Regions from separate parts of the Homo sapiens genome. Here region 2 is linked to region 1. Evidence: chromatin loops called from intact Hi-C (ENCODE). Cell type or tissue: heart left ventricle. All regions are shown on one strand. Each heading gives the region's core, and the rest is flanking DNA. Links, peaks and the distances in the headings are about the cores only.

Region 1 (8,138 bases), core at 1,680-6,679:
CATTCTAAATAATTTTTCCACAGTCAGTATTTTATTTGGGCAACTTTCTTCTTAAAGCTTCTGAGTAATGAAAATGGCAAAAAAGAATTTGTGCACATCTGTTTATGTATTCAAAAAAAGAATATTCAAACTGGGCATTGGTCCATGGGAAAGCCTGCACAACATAATCCAGTCCACCAAACACACTCCTCATTTATTAATAAGAAAATTCCAGGTTAAATTCTTGCCAAGAGATGTTTTCTTTTCCAAAAATTATCTTTGGCCATATTTTATATTTGATTTACTCCCTTTGGTGCATAAAAGAAATAAAAGGCCTACAGTCCAATACTAGTGGTTGGAATTTGAACTCTGGTAAAAGAAATATAAATCTATTCACTAAAATCATTTTTGAGAAACAATAAAATTTTACAAAATGTGCTTATTGTCTTTTATTTTTATTGTACTATAAAATTCATATGCGTTTTGCTGTAAACCATCTTCAAAATATATTTTAAATAAGCATAATTCAATAAGTCCTTTATCTTTTTTCTGTTACCAATAATAGTAACTTGCATTTTAAGTATCAATTTTTATTTATCAAAGTATTTTAATATCACTTAATCTACCCACATGTGTTAGTTAGGGTTAATATTTACTTGTGGTATTATCATCCTGAATCGATTTTTCTTAAGCCTTAGGAATGTGCTAATTTGAAGGCTTATATACAGAAGTGCAACTTTGCAATGTGAGTTAAGTGATGTTTGTTCTTCATCTAAGATGTCGCTAGGTGATAGCAGGCCAGTGTATTATGGGGAATTATAAAGGAAGTAGATTCTTAGCTTATTTAAGTTTATTTATAGACAGTAAACATTAAAGCCTAATAAAACCATGAACAATATTTTTAAGTAAAGGCCAGTTATAGCTAAACCTGAATGTACATATGTGTTAACAGATATGCTGAAGTCCTGGGATCGTGTAGGAATTACTTTGGAGAAGTCAGAGAAAAAAGATTTCTGAATGACGAAAACAAATATGATTGGCAAATAGGAAAGAAGGGAGTACATTTTATTGATAAATGAAGTAATGGGTCAACTGATCTTCAACAAGGGTGCCAAGAATAATAAATGGGGAAAGGATAGTCACTCAATAAATGCTACTGGGAAAACTGAATATTAACATGCAAATGAATAAAATTGGACCTTTATCTTGCATCATACGAAAAATCAACTCAAAATGGATTAAAGGCTTAAATGTAAAACATGAAGTGATAAAACTCTTAGAAGAAAGCATAGGGGAAAATCTTCTTAACATTGGCCTTGGCAATGATTTCTTGGATGTGATATTAAAAGCACAGGCAACAAAAACAAAAATAGACAAGCAGGATTCTGTCAAACTGAATACCTTCTGTACAGCATAGAAAACAATCAACAGAATAAAAAGGCAACCTACGTAACAGGAGAAAATGCTTGCAAACCATTTATCTGATGAGGTGTTCATATCCAAAATATATAAGCAAATCCCATGACTCAAAAGCAAAAAAACAAAAAACAAAAAATAAAAAGTGAGCAAATGAGCAAAGGACTTGAAGAGACATTTCTTCAAAAAAAGACACACAAACGGCCATGAAGTATATGAAAAGGTATTCAACATTAATCATCAGGGAAATCCAAATCAAAACCACAATGAGATGTCACTTCACATCTGTTAGAATGACTATTATATTAAAAAATAGATAACAAGAATTGGCAAGGATGTGACAAAATTGTAACCCTGTTGGTGGAAATGTAAACTGGTGCAGCCACTATAAAGAACAGTTTAGAAGTTCCTCAAAAAAATAAAAAATGGAACTACCATATGATACAGCAGTCTCACCTTCTGGGTATATAGCCAGAGGAACTGAAATCAGGATCTCAAAGAGATGTCACCACGTTCATGTTTATTGCAGCATTATTTACAATAGCCAAGACATGGAAGCAACCTAATATCCATAGATGGATGAATGGGTAAAGAAAATATGGTGTATACATACAATGGAATATTATCTAGTCTCTGAAAAAGAAGGAAATGCATTGCAACAACATGGATAAACCTGGAGAACACTATGCTAAGTGAAATAAGACAGTCATAGAATGAGAATACTATGTGATCCCACTTTTATAAGGAATCTAAAATAGTCAGATGTGTAGAGGCAGAGAGTACAATGGTGGTTGCCAGGGGTTGGGGGAGGGGAAAACAGGAAGGTATTAGTCAAAGGGTACAAGGTTTTAGTTATGCAATATGAATATGTCCTAGAGGTCTAGAGGCGCAGAATAGTGCCTATAGTAAACAATACTGAACTGTATACTTAAAACTTTGCTAAGAGGATAGATATTATGTTAAATATCCTTATCACAAAATAAAATACATGATAGAATATGTTAGTGTTTTCAAGAGAAAACATGTAGAAGACTATTCTTTTGGGATGGAGAACAAAATAATATGTAGAAAATATAAAATCCATTGAAATGGGAGAAGCAATTGGCAGACAATTTCCATTGACCTGAATTTAATGACAAGCAAGGAAACTGGAGTTTCCACACGCTTCCATAAATGGAAGTGGTATTCTTACCTGAGCTCTAATTTTATGAAGCCTACAATTTATTACAATGTTTGCAACCTAGAATACCCATGCCATGCATATGGGTACTTTCGGATTTTATTTTAATGTTCATAAAGCAAGAATTATTACAAAATAAAACCTTAAATATATTGAAATGGACAATACACAAAAACCCATACCAACTAGAATCAGTAATTATATGTTGGGCATAAGACCCTGTGAAGGTGTCACTAGGTGGTAAAATACATAACACAAAACATAGAACTTTTTATTAGTAGTAGCAGTAGTAGTAGTTGCAGCAGCAAAAACAGTCATTTAAATATCTTTCTATATGGTTGTTTTCAGCTTAAAAGTTAAATCAACCTAGCAGGCAACTGTGCCCATCTAGAAAACTTAGCACTTATATTAAGTTAAACAAGCTATACAGGAGAAAAGTGTGAATAAATGAATATTGTTCTCAGAAAAGCAGGGGAATGAAAAAGAGTGACATAAATGGAGGGAATAATTCCCCCAAATCAGTAGCTTTACTCAAATACTCTGCATTAAAAATTGTTTCCTCATTAGCCTGAAAAAATACATGAATTACAACGCCACACATTGTTATTCACACTCAAGTGGCAGTTATGAGAGTATTAATTTGTGCACATTCCTAAGTGTGGTTTAGGTATTAGATAGTTATTAAAGATATTCACAAATATATCAAGTCTCTCTCTTCCTAGGCACATGGTAAAATAGCATTTCCCTACCTGCTCAAACTCAGCACAGCCACAGGATTCTATTTGGCTGTTAAAAATGAGCAGCCATGACTTGTGATGTTTCTGGGCAGAGGCAGTTAATTGCCGGTGTGGGACGCGGGAGCTCTTCCTTTCCCGGCCCTGTCAGTCATGGCAGCATGCATCTACACAGAGCCTCTGTCAGCTTGGTTCATGAGCAACGCCCCAGCAAACCCACAATGGGCAGGTGAGGAAGAAATAAATCTTTACTCAGTTCTAGGCCACTGAGAATTTAGGACTGTCTGTTACCACACCCAAGCTTAGCGTTATTGACTGACATGCGGTGCATGGTAACAGCATTACAGACTTGTTTAGAAAAAAAAAAAAGTCACTATACTCCCTCTTCTTAGTTTGGACTTATTTTCTCAGTTCAGTCATTCCCTGGAAGGTGTACACATACTACTGAAGTAAATTAACCATCACTGTTGGCCACTTGTCTAGTGGAAATTATTACTCTCTTTTGGAAAGTAGTGATTTGCAAGCGTTGACTTATGTCTAATTGAATACTAATGCTTTTAGTCTCTTGAACCAAAGACTAGTAGTTCCCAGCTAATGTAAGGAAAGCAACTTTTCCCACAGAAAGATCCACATGAAGCTTAATACCATTTGGGAAGTGGGTGTAGTTGCACCATTGATTTGAAGCTCAAATCATATAAACGAAGATTTTTTGCAGACTCTTGAGACACTGATAAAGAATTAATCAGAGAAACTAGCCCACAACATGGAAAACAGTGCTAGTGGGATTTGGGTTACTTTATTATTGTTATACTCTTTGTAGAATAGATACAAATTTAAATGGAAGAGTAATTGAACAATGGTGTTAAAATACTATACAAGCACAAGGAAGAAAGGGAGGGAGGGAGAAAGGGGGAGAGAGGAAGGAGGAAAGAGAGGGGAAGTAAAAGAAAGAGGGAGCAAGAAAGGGAAAAAGAAAATAGAGAGACAGACAGAAAGACAGGAAGAAAGGAAAATAGGAAAGAACAAAGGAAGAAGGAAGACTTGTTAGTGTTCTAGTCCAAAAATATAGAAATAATGGGAAAGAATGAGGTTTTGAAGTGATATGCAAGAATCGACAAAGAATAGCAGGGCTGCATGAACTCTGAAAGACAGCAGATGGCTCTATGTGCTATGAAAACTAAGTATTAATATCACAGGCCACTTCTGGCTATTTCAGGCTCTAGAGAACTCTCTTTCATCCTTCCTTATGCCCTGTAGATCATGGTTCACAAACTAACATGACTACAGGAACCGCAGAGATATTATCAATCAATAAAGCAGGCCAAGCATGTTATTTTATACTTTCCTTGTATAGTAAATGCCTAAGAATATTCCTCACTTTTATAAAAAAATATATACTCTTGACCTTCTTGGTATATCTTGTTTTTTTCATTTTTGATAGAAAATATTGTTTCTGCTGTAACAAATATGGCAAGCACAATGCTGAATGCCAACTGAAACTTGGCCCCAGGGATGATAGGGAGTGGTGGGGATTGCCTGAAGATGACTGTCATGGAGGACTGAAGTCTTGTGATGCAACATCTCCTCTTTTTTTTTTTTTTTTTTGGAAATAATAACAGATATGGTTTTGTGTTAAGTCTGTCACCTTTAAATTACTACTCAATTTTTTTCAAAATGTCAAAAACATACACAATAAATCTGTAAGCTCAATTTATCTCATGGATCAACATTCCATCTCTCCTATCCTTCTTTCTGGAAAACTGACCTAGGCTACCCATCTACTCAACAAGTCCAATCCATCAACATGGATTTCACATGATATGACAGGCAACAAGCTACGTGTTTTGCAAAATGTATCTCATTTGTTCCTCACAAAAACCTCATAAGTACAGACAAGGAAACTGGGGCTTACAGAATGTAAGTAACTTGCTTTAAGGTCAAAGTAAGTGGTAGAATTGGGATTCAATCCCTGGTGGAATCTAGCTCTTTAACCATTATGCTCCATTGTGTTTTGCACATGGCTTAAGTGCCTAGCCCAGACTACAGACCTTGAGGCTCTCACCTTTGGATAGTACCAGCTAAAAGACCAATAAGTGACCACAAAGAAGGAAACACTCTACAATGCACGTGAGAAAAACGTGTATTTCCCTTTCACTGTTTTCTTTACTTAAATATTCTGGCCTAGTTTTACAGAAAGAATATTACGTTGTTATTCCATTTTATCAAAAATGTCAGAAAAAGAACATGGATATTTCCGGTTGTGTTCTGAGCACCCGACTCATCCCATGAGCATCTGCTCCATCCAAGCAGCCTGACATTTTCAATGAAAGCATATTCCAAGCGTGCTCCAAGATGAGAACTGCCAACTAGAGGCATGAATCACCCGACAGTATTAAGAGTACTTAATATTCTCCAAATCTTCTTAGCATTCTGCAAAGACTCCATCATGCCTAATAGCAGTTTGTGCTATCTGCCTGAGTTGACACATGTATTCCACCCATGGGTTTTGACTGACAAAAATCCCAGAGGTTAAATACAGAAAACTTTTTCATTTCCGCTGGTCTGACAGTCCCTCGATGTGTAGTGAACCTTGCAGAAGCCTCTGTTTAAGACCTGTCGTCTCTCTGCAAAAGCGACAGCTCAAGCCTGTGCAAACCGGAGACGTAATGCCAAAGGAAAAATCGTTGTTTTCTTTCCCAGGAAAGATTTATCTCAAATCTCTGGCAATAACCTGATTTTCATATTGATACTAACCTAGGCTTTCTTCAGAGTCAAATGAAGATTTATGTTTCATAACACTTATCAAGAAAATGCCCTAACAGTATGCCAGCACTGCCTTCTCTTCTAGATTCCACCCAGAATGTATCTCCTCTACCAAGAGAAGTACCACAGGAGGACTGGGATCTCAGGCTCAAAGCCTCCATCATCAAGTTCCACATACAGAGGTCTCTCAAAGCAAGTCAGTCAAATATCTGGAATGTACTTACTTGGTTGGTTAAAATTACTAAACCCATTGATGGAGAAGACGAACAAGCATAATCAAGGTTAATTCAACCAAGGTTCCTATGTAAACAATTGTTACATACTGGAAGAAGTTTTCACATGCTCTTACTGTGCAAAAATGTTGGCTTCAGTGGTTACATTTCTAAGGCTGGGTGTAGACCCTGGCGCTATCTACTAACTTTGAGGAAAGCTTAGTGTCTGTCTCTGAATTACATTGCTTAGTAAAAGAGTAGCTTTAGTGCTTATGTGGCCATATGGTGTTTTACAACATTTCAACATTAGTGATATTCATTCTAGCCTTAAATGTGAAGAAAAAGTAAACTATCAATTTTTTGATGATTTAAAATTATGTATTTAAGTTATAAATAAATTAGTCTATGAGGAAATTATTAAGTTATGTATGGTTAAGTGATTTAATGAAGATTTTGAATCCTTTCTGGCTATAATTATAAAGGCTAAAATAAGGTAGAAAATATTTTATGACATAACATTTAGTTTAAAAAAGATAAACACGAAGTTTTATGGTGATTACGAGCACAGTTGTGGAAATGTACATGTGCATATGGACAAGGACAGGAAAAAACTTGGATACTAAAAATAGTTCCTTTGCAATGGTAAGATTTACAACTTTAAAATATTTTCAAGGTGGGCGGATCACCAGAGGTCAAGAGTTCGAGACCAGCCTGGCCAACATGGTAAAATCTCATCTCTAGTAAAAATACAAAAAGAATTAGCTGGGTGTGGTGGCACATGCCTGTAGTCCCAGCTACTTGGGGAGGCTGAGGCAGGAGAATCGCTTGAAGCCAGGAAGTGGAGGTTGCAGTGAGCCAAGATCGCACCACTGCACTCCAGCCTGGGCGACAGAGGGAGACTCCATCTCAAAAAATAAATAAATAAATAAATAAATAAATATTTTTTTCTATGGTAGTTCTAAAACAGGCATTTTATTTGAAATGTATGTATATAATTAAAATAAAAGATTGCCTGATATAATTCAGTCTAATAGTGTTCAAATTCAGATTTCTAGCAGTTTCTAAATGTGACCTAGAAGGACTTTTTGATCGCTCCTGTTAATTTTACTATTTATTTCACCAAGCAATAAAAGTAAGTAAAAGTAAATGTATTAAAAGTGTTTTAAGAGACAATTTTCTTCCAAGAATAAAAATGTCTACCTTTTAAGACAACATAGTTTCCTTGCCACACAAACAGCTACCAAATACATGCACTAAAATATCATAGCACAGCCTAATAAGTTCCTCAACTGTTCTTTGGAAGCAAGTAAGCTAAATCCATCCCCAGACATTTGGCTTCCAGGACTCCTTTTAAAAGAAAAAGGCATCATGATAAAACACTCAAACTCAATCCAGTTTTCAAAGTATTTCCTTGAAGTAAAACAATTTAGGATTTTCTTAAGGGTTATCACTTTGGAGGAGAGTGGGATGATTAGAAATAATAGAAGAAGGGCTCCTATCACTCTCCCCACCTAGCCCAACACTTCCTAAGGTGCTATGACAGCTTGACATCCATCTGTGATGGACCCAAGGCACCACAGCCTGCCTTGCCTCTCAAAGGAGGGGAGTCTATAAGCTATGTGGTGTGGAGAATAAAGCCCTCCTGCCCTCTACTCCCTCCTCCAATAAAAAAAAAAATTTCCTCTACCTACTAAGCTCTGAATGATAAAGCTTAAGGTTATTTTTTTGATGTAAGAATTTGCTATAACTTTTTTAAAGGGATAGCGACCAAAAGAGAGGAGGAAGGTCTTCCAAGTGCATGAGTTGCTTCAGTGCCTGGTCTCACTTTCCCCCTTCCCTTCCTCCTCCTTTGAT
Region 2 (8,138 bases), core at 1,636-6,635, 260 kb after region 1:
CCAATAAGTGAGTTTAGCAAGGTTTCAGGGTATAAGATTAATCTACAAAAATCAATTGTATTTCTATATACTAGCAACAAACTACCCAAAGTTGAAATTTAAAAAGCAATACAACTTGCAATACCATCAAAAAATATGAAATAGGGATAAATATTTTAAAAAGATATAAAAGACTTGTGCAATGAAAACTATAAATATTACTGAGAGTAATTAAAGAAAACCCAAATAAATGGAGAGATACACCATGTTCATGGGTCAGAAGACCCAATGTTGCCAAAATGTGAATTCTCCCCAATCATAGTTTCAGTGCAACCCCAGTCAAAATTCCAGCAGATTTATTTAGAAGTTGGCAAGATGATTGCAAAATTTATATGAAAATGCATATAGGACTTGCTAACACAACTTTGAAAAGAAGAACAAAGTTTGAAGTCTTGTACTACCTGACTTCCAGAATTATTTTATAGCTAAAGTAACTAAGACATTGCAATATTAGTGTCAGGATATTAAAGCAGATCCATGGAACAAAATAGAATCCAAAGATATATATATATATATATAAATGGCCAGCTGATTTTTGACAGATGTGTAAAGTTAATTCAGTGGAGAAAACATAGTTGTTTCAACAAAGGGTGATGAAAGCAATTGAATATCTATTGGTAAAACAAAGTTTGATTCATATCTCACACCATACAGCAAAACTAACTCAAAATGCATCCTAGAAAAACATTTAAAACTTAAAACAATAAAACATCTAGAAGAAAACATAGGAAAAATATTGTTACCCTAAGATACGCAAATATTTCTTAGATATAACACCAAAAGCATGATGTATAAAAAACCAAATTGATAACTTGAACTCTATCAAAATTTAAAACTTCTGGTCTTTAAAAGAGAATGAAACAAGCCACAGACTAGGAGAAAATCTTTGCAAAGAATATATCTTATAAAGGCTGTGTATCTAGGAGATATAGAGCTCTCAACATTCAACACTAAGAGCAAAAGCCTCATTTTTAAAAATGGACAGAGATTTGAATTGACATTTCACCAAAGAAGATATATGGAGGACAAAATTACCTAAAAAGATGTTCAACGTCATTAGTCATTAGAGAAATGCAAATTAAAATCACACTCACATATCCTTATACATGTATTGGACTAGCTAAAATTAAATAGACTTGCCATAAGAAATGTTGGCAAGGTTGTAGAAGAATTGGAAGTCTTATACACTGCTCTTGGGAATGTAAAATGATACAGTGAATTTTGAGACAATTTGGCAGTGCCTTAGAAAATTAAAGGTACACTCACTGTATGATCCAGCCATTCCACTCCTGTATATTTACCCAAGATAAATGAAAGCATATTTCCATATAAAAACTTATGTATGAATGTTCCTATCAGCTTTCTCTGTAATAACCAAAATCTATCCATACAATGGAACAGGACTCATCAAGAAAAAAGAAATAAACTATTGATATGCTACAACATGGGTGAAATGGAAAATAATTATATTGGGTGAAAGAACCCAAACATAAAATAGCACATATTGTATTAATTCATTTTAAACAATTCTGGAAAATGGAAACTACCCTATAGTGACAGAAAGCAAGTCTGAGTTTTCCTGAGTTTGGAGCTGAGAAAGGTGGGGAGATTACAAAGAAACACCAGGAAGCATCTGTGGGTGACTGATATGTTCACTATCTTGAATGTGTTGACATTTTCACAGGTGCATACGTATGTCAAAGTTTATCAAATTGTGTAATTTAAATGTATACTATGTATTATATATCAATTGCTCTTCAATAACACTGGTTTTTAAAAGAGTTTAACATATTCCTATCATATAATCCAGCCATTCCATTCCTAGGTATTGATCCAAGAGAAACAAAAGCATGTATTCATATAAAGACCTGTGCATGAATGTTCATAGTGGCATTATTTGTAACAGCCAATAACTGGAATAAAACCCAAACATTCACCAACGGATGAATGAAGGAATAAACAAATTGTGGCACATTCATTCAATGGAATGCTACTCAGCAACTAAAAAGTAAACATGCTGCAACATGGATGAATGTTAAAATAAGTATGTTGTATACAACAGAAGCCAAACAAAGGAGAGTAGATACTGCATGATTCCATTTATATTATATTCTAGAATATGCAAGTGAATGTAGAGTGAGACAACACAGGTTGTGGTTGTTTGGGGAGAGGGGCAAAGCAGCACTGGGAAACTTTCCAGGGTGATAGATTTGTTCATCATCTTGACTGTGATGATGGTTTTGTGAGAATAGACATGTCAAAACTTATCAAATGTTATAATTTAATTTCTGTAATTTATTTGTGCAATTTATTGCATGTCAATAATACCTCAATAGAAAAACAAAAAACAAAATGAGCATAAAGTAGCAAAAGCAGTAAATACTTTCTGGGTATAAGAAAGCACTGGCTCAGCTAAATTGCTGTCTACCCTTCAGCAAGTCCTCTATCACCTCCAGACCCCCACTTCTGATTCTGTCATGTGAAAATCAGCTTGATGCTCTTTCATACTTGTTCCACTTCTAATAGGCTATGCTACCATTTTTAATCATTGACATCAAGGTTCTTCAAAAGACTTTAAAGAGCTTGCCTGTGAGCTTCCTTAAGAACCTTCAAAATTCATTAACTGAAGAGACATGGCTCCCCGTCCACATCTCTGGGTCCCCAGGGAAGGAACCACATGCTTCCCAACTTGTGCAGGATCTCAGAACAAGTGCCCCAGGTAGCAAAGTGTTTTATAAGGAGACCTGACTCACTCTTTTCTTGGTAGCTCCTATAGGTCTGCAATTCTGCCACCAACATCCCACAAATAACCTACAATTTTAGTGAGAATACAACCAGGGAGAGTTTAATTTGAAAGACGATGATCCTTCCTGCCTTTCCAAAGGCAGTGGGTATAGTTGAAGGCAATATTAGCCTATATATTCCATCTAACTGTTATGAAAATTTAAACTTCTATGTTTAAGAGTGTGTACCCACTATGCATGTGTATGGTTACATTATAACTTATTAGTACTCAGAGTGAGCTCTCTTTGCTTGCTTTTTCTAACAAGAGCTGGGATAAATCATAACCCTTGACTTGTTTTACTGATTTCCTGTTAGAGGCTGTGGACTTTATTGTTAGCCTAATGTTTCTCTGCTAAGTGCCTTGGGACTCATAATCCAACCACAGTCCCATCCCTGAATCAAAATCATGAGATAAAATATTCATGAGATAAAACACCCAATCAAATGTCAGTGTGAAGGCCAGAATATTTTATGGCTTGTCACTAGACAGAGCTTAGGAGAGAGGCAGAACCAGATAATGATTCATACCATCTGCTTCTGCATAGTAGAAATTTCCTAAAGGTACATAATTTTGATGTGGCTCTAAAGTGCCTGGCTCAATGCCAAGGACCAACTGGGGAGTTCAGTGACCTGAGTTCTAGGTCCAGATTTACAACCAATTTAACCTGTGTTTTGGTCAAACCATGTAAGCTGCCTGGGTGGTCAGGCTCCTCCTTTGTAAAAGGACATAAAGGACTCCTACACTCCCTTCCCTTAAGGAACTAGTTGGGTGACCCAAATGAGTGAAGCACACCTGTAAGACTCCAGGGAGTAGGACACAGTTGTCTCAACTCTGATCATTCTGAAGAGTGCACCCTTTGCCTTGATGCATCCAAGTACAATGAATACTGAGAAAAATAAAATGTGTGCAAAATAAAACTTGCCTATAACCACAGTTTTTAAACTCTGGCCTCGAAGATTGCCAAAGTCTATTCTATTCCTAAAAACCTAAGACTGTCCAAGCCAAAGTGCACTGGATAGTATGTGTACAGTAGCTTAGATCAAGTATGACATCCAGTGGCCTATTTGGCTAATGACACCTAGAGACTTTGAAGGAATCTGGGGAATTCTGATCTCTTTGGCATTTAATCTTGCAGAAAAAATTTCAATTGAAGAAAGGGAACTGGAACTAACCAGTACTCTCCCCTGGGTTGCAGGAACTGTAAGAGGAATTTTTGCCATTTATTCTACCCACACCTCACAGTAACTATGCAACCAATATTATTAACTATCAAAATGGACAAGAAAACAGAAAGAGACATAGAGATGAACTAACTTGCTTAACTATCTTACCAACCTTGCAAATAAGAATTTCTGAATACCATCTGACTCCTGAAAACATGCTGCACCCATCATTCCAAGACTTCAGAGAACATGTTTCCAAGTTTCTATTTTACAAATGTGGAAATTAACCTGAGGAAGGATAAGTGATACCCAAAACATAGCTACTTAAGGACACAGATGAGGCTGGAACCCAAGGCTTGCAGAAGATCTACCAATTAATTATGAGATCCAATATATCACAGAAAAGTCTTTACCTCCAAACAAGGCCCATAAAACACAGACTATGCGGAGGAGGAGCCAAGATGGCCAAATAGGAACAGCTCCAGTCTACAGCTCCCAGAGTAAGCGACGCAGAAGATGGGTGATTTCTGCATTTCCAACTGAGGTACCGGGTTCATCTCACTGGGGAATGTCGGAAAGTGGTTGCAGGATAGTGGGTGCAGCGCACCAAGCGTGAGCCAAAGCAGGGCGAGGCATCACCTCACCTGGGAAGCGCAAGGGGTCAGGGAATTCCCTATCCTAGTCAAAGAAAGGGGTGACAGACAGCACCTGGAAAATCGTATCACTCCCACCCTAATACCGTGCTTTTCCAACAGTCTTAGCAAACAGCACACCAGGAGATAATATCCCGTGCCTGGCTCAGAGGGTCCTACACCCATGGAGCCTCACTTACTGCTAGTACAGCAGTCTGAGATCAAACTGCAAGGCAGCAGTGAGGCTGGGGGAGGGGCGCCCGCCACTGCCCAGGCTTGAGTAGGTAAACAAAGCTGCCAGGAAGCTTGAACAGGGTGGAGCCCACCACAGCTCAAGGAGGCCTACCTGCCTCTGTAGACTCCACCTTTGGGGGCAGGGCATGGCCAAACAAAAGGCAGCAGAAACCTCTGCAGACTTAAATGTCCCTGTCTGACAGCTTTGAAGGGAGCAGCAGTTCTCCCAGTATGCAGCTGGAGATCTGAGAACGGACAGGCTGCCTCCTCAAGCGGGTCCCTGACCCCTGAGTAGCCTAACTGGGAGGCACCCCTCAGTAGGGGCAGAATGACACCTCACACGGCCGGGTACTCCTCTGGGACAAAACATCCACAGGAATGATCAGGCAGCAACATTTGCTGTTCAACAATATCCGCTGTTCGGCAGCCTCTGCTGCTGACACCCAGGCAAACACGGTCTGGAGTGGACCTCTAGCAAACTCCAACAGACCTGCAGCTGAGGGTCCTGTTAGAAGGAAAACTAACAAACAGAAAGGACATCCACACCAAAACCCCATCTGTATGTCACCATCATCAAAGACCAAAGATAGACAAAACCACAAAGATGGGGAAAAAACAGAGCAGAAAAACTGGAAACTCTAAAAATCAGAGCACCTCTGATTTTTAAAAGGAACACAGCTCCTCACCAGCAACGGAACAAAGCAGGACGGAGAATGACTTCGACGAGTTGAGAGAAGAAAGCTTCAGACAATCAAGCTACTCCGAGCTAAAGGAGGAAGTTTGAACCCATGGCAAAGAAGTTAAAAACCTTGAAAAAAAATTAGACAAATGGCTAACTAGAATAACCAATGCAGAGAAGTCCTTAAAGGACCCGATGGAGCTGAAAACCACGGCACGAGAACGATGTGATGAATGCACAAGCCTCAGTAGCTGATTCGATCAACTGGAAGAATGGGTATCAGCGATGGAAGATCAAATGAATGAAATGAAGTGAGAAGAGAAGTTTAGAGAAAAATGAATAAAAAGAAATGAATAAAGTCTCCAAGAAATATGGGACTATGTGAAAAGACCAAATCTATGTCTGATTGGTGTACCTGAAAGTGACGGGGAGAATGGAACCAAGTTGGAAAACACTCTGCAGGATATTATCCAGGAGAACTTCCCCAATCTAGCAAGGCAGGCCAACATTCAAATTCAGGAAATACAGAGAACGCCACAGAGATACTCCTCGAGAAGAGGAACTCCAAGACACGTAATTGTCAGATTCACCAAAGTTGAAATGAAGGAAAAAATGTTAATGGCAGCCAGAGAGAAAGGTCCAGTTACGCACAAAGGGAAGCCCATCAGACCAACAGCAGATCTCTCGGCAGAAACTCTACAAGCCAGAAGAGAGTGGGGGCCAATATTCAACATTCTTAAAGAATTTTCAACCCAGAATTTCATATCCAGCCAAACTAACCTTCATAAGTGAAGGAGAAATAAAATACTTTACAGACAAGCAAATGCTGAGAGATTTTGTCACCACCAGGCCTGCACTAAAAGAGCTCCTGAAGGAAGCACTAAACATGGAAAGGAACAACCAGTACCAGCCACTGCAAAAACATGCCAAATTGTAAAGACCATCCAGGCTAGGAAGAAACTGCATCAACTAATGAGCAAAATAACCAGCTAACATCATAATGACAGGATCAAATTCACACATAACAATATTAACCTTAAACGTAAATGGGATAAATGCTCCAATTAAAGGATACAGACTGGCAAATTGGATAAAGAGTCAAGACCCATCAGTGTGCTGTATTCAGGAAACCCATCTCACATGCAGAGACACACATAGGCTCAAAATAAAGGGATGGAGGAAGATCTACCAAGCAAATGGAAAACAAAAAAAGGCAGGGGTTGCAATCCTAGTCTCTGATAAAACAGACTTTGAACCAACAAAGATCGAAAGAGACAAAGAAGGCCATTACATAATGGTAAAGGGATCAATTCAACAAGACGAGCTAACTACCCTAAATATATATGCACCCAATACAGGAGCATCCAGATTCATAAAGCAAGTCCTTAGAGACCTACAAAGAGACTTTGACTCCCACACAATAATAACGGGAGACATTAACACCCCACTGTCAACATTAGACAGATCAACGAGACAGAAAGTTAACAAGGATATCCAGGAATTGAACTCAGCTCTGCACCAAGTGGACCTAACAGACATCTACAGAACTCTCCACCCCAAAGCAACAGAATATACATTCTTTTCAGCACCACACCACACCTATTCCAAAATTGACCACATAGTTGGAAGTAAAGCACTCCTCAGCAAATGTGAAAGAACAGAAATTATAACAAACTGTCTCTCAGACCACAGTGCAATCAAACTAGAACTCAGGATTAAGAAACTCACTCAAAACTGCTCAACTACATGGAAACTGAACAACCTGCTCCTGAATGACTACTGGGTACATAACGAAATGAAGGCAGAAATAAAGATGTTCTTTGAAACCAACAAGAACAAAAACAACATACCAGAATCTCTGGGACACATTCAAAGCAGTGTGTAGAGGGAAATTTATAGCACTAAATGCCCACAAGAGAAAGCAGGAAAGATCTAAAATTGACACCCTAACATCACAATTAAAAGAACTAGAGAAGCAAGAGCAAACACATTCAAAAGCTAGCAGAAGGCAAGAAATAATTAAGATCAGAGCAGAACTGAAGGAAATAGAGACACAAAAAACCCTTCAAAAGAATCAGTGAATCCAGGAGCTGGTTTTTTGAAAAGATCAACAAAATTGATAGACCACTAGCAGGACTAATAAAGAAGAAAAGAGAGAAGAATCAAATAGAAACAATGAAAAATGATAAAGAGGATATCACCACCGATCCCACAGAAATACTACCATCAGAGAATACTATAAACAACTCTATGCAAATAAACTAGAAAATCTAGAAGAAATGGATAAATTCCTCGACACATACACCCTCCCAGGACTAAACCAGGAAGAACTTGAATCTCTGAATAGACCAATAACAGGCTCTGAAATTGAGGTAAAAATTAATAGCTAACCAACCAAAAAAAGTCCAGGACCAGATGGATTCACAGCGGAATTCTATCAGAGGTAGAAGGAGGAGCTGGTACCATTCCTTCTGAAACTACTCCAATCAATAGAAAAAGAGGGAATCCTCCCTAATTCATTTTATGAGGCCAGCATCATCCTGATACCAAAGCCTGGCAGAGACACAACAAAAAAAGACAATTTCAGACCAATATCCCTGATGAAC

Evidence for each region. Hi-C counts contacts between places; a loop is a spot of excess contacts. Peaks named below come from ENCODE experiments on the same cell type or tissue, not always from the same donor. Only the 100,000 strongest peaks of a DNase experiment are listed, where the experiment ranks them.
Region 2: it touches region 1 in a loop (12-fold over the local background); 7 of 110 quality-filtered maps call a loop at or near these places.

The regions. Positions count from the first base shown.
Region 1 is chr10:51,044,394-51,052,531 of GRCh38, reverse strand. It overlaps a transcript of PRKG1 not described here. Among named protein-coding and RNA genes, the nearest start is that of PRKG1, 26 kb to the left of the region's middle. In heart left ventricle, for the core only: a CTCF peak has its summit at 4,451 (motif pointing right); no DNase peak of the experiment used is centred there; H3K27ac peaks cover 601 bases.
Region 2 is chr10:50,784,883-50,793,020 of GRCh38, reverse strand. No RefSeq gene overlaps it. Among named protein-coding and RNA genes, the nearest start is that of ASAH2B, 49 kb to the right of the region's middle. In heart left ventricle, for the core only: a CTCF peak has its summit at 3,909; no DNase peak of the experiment used is centred there.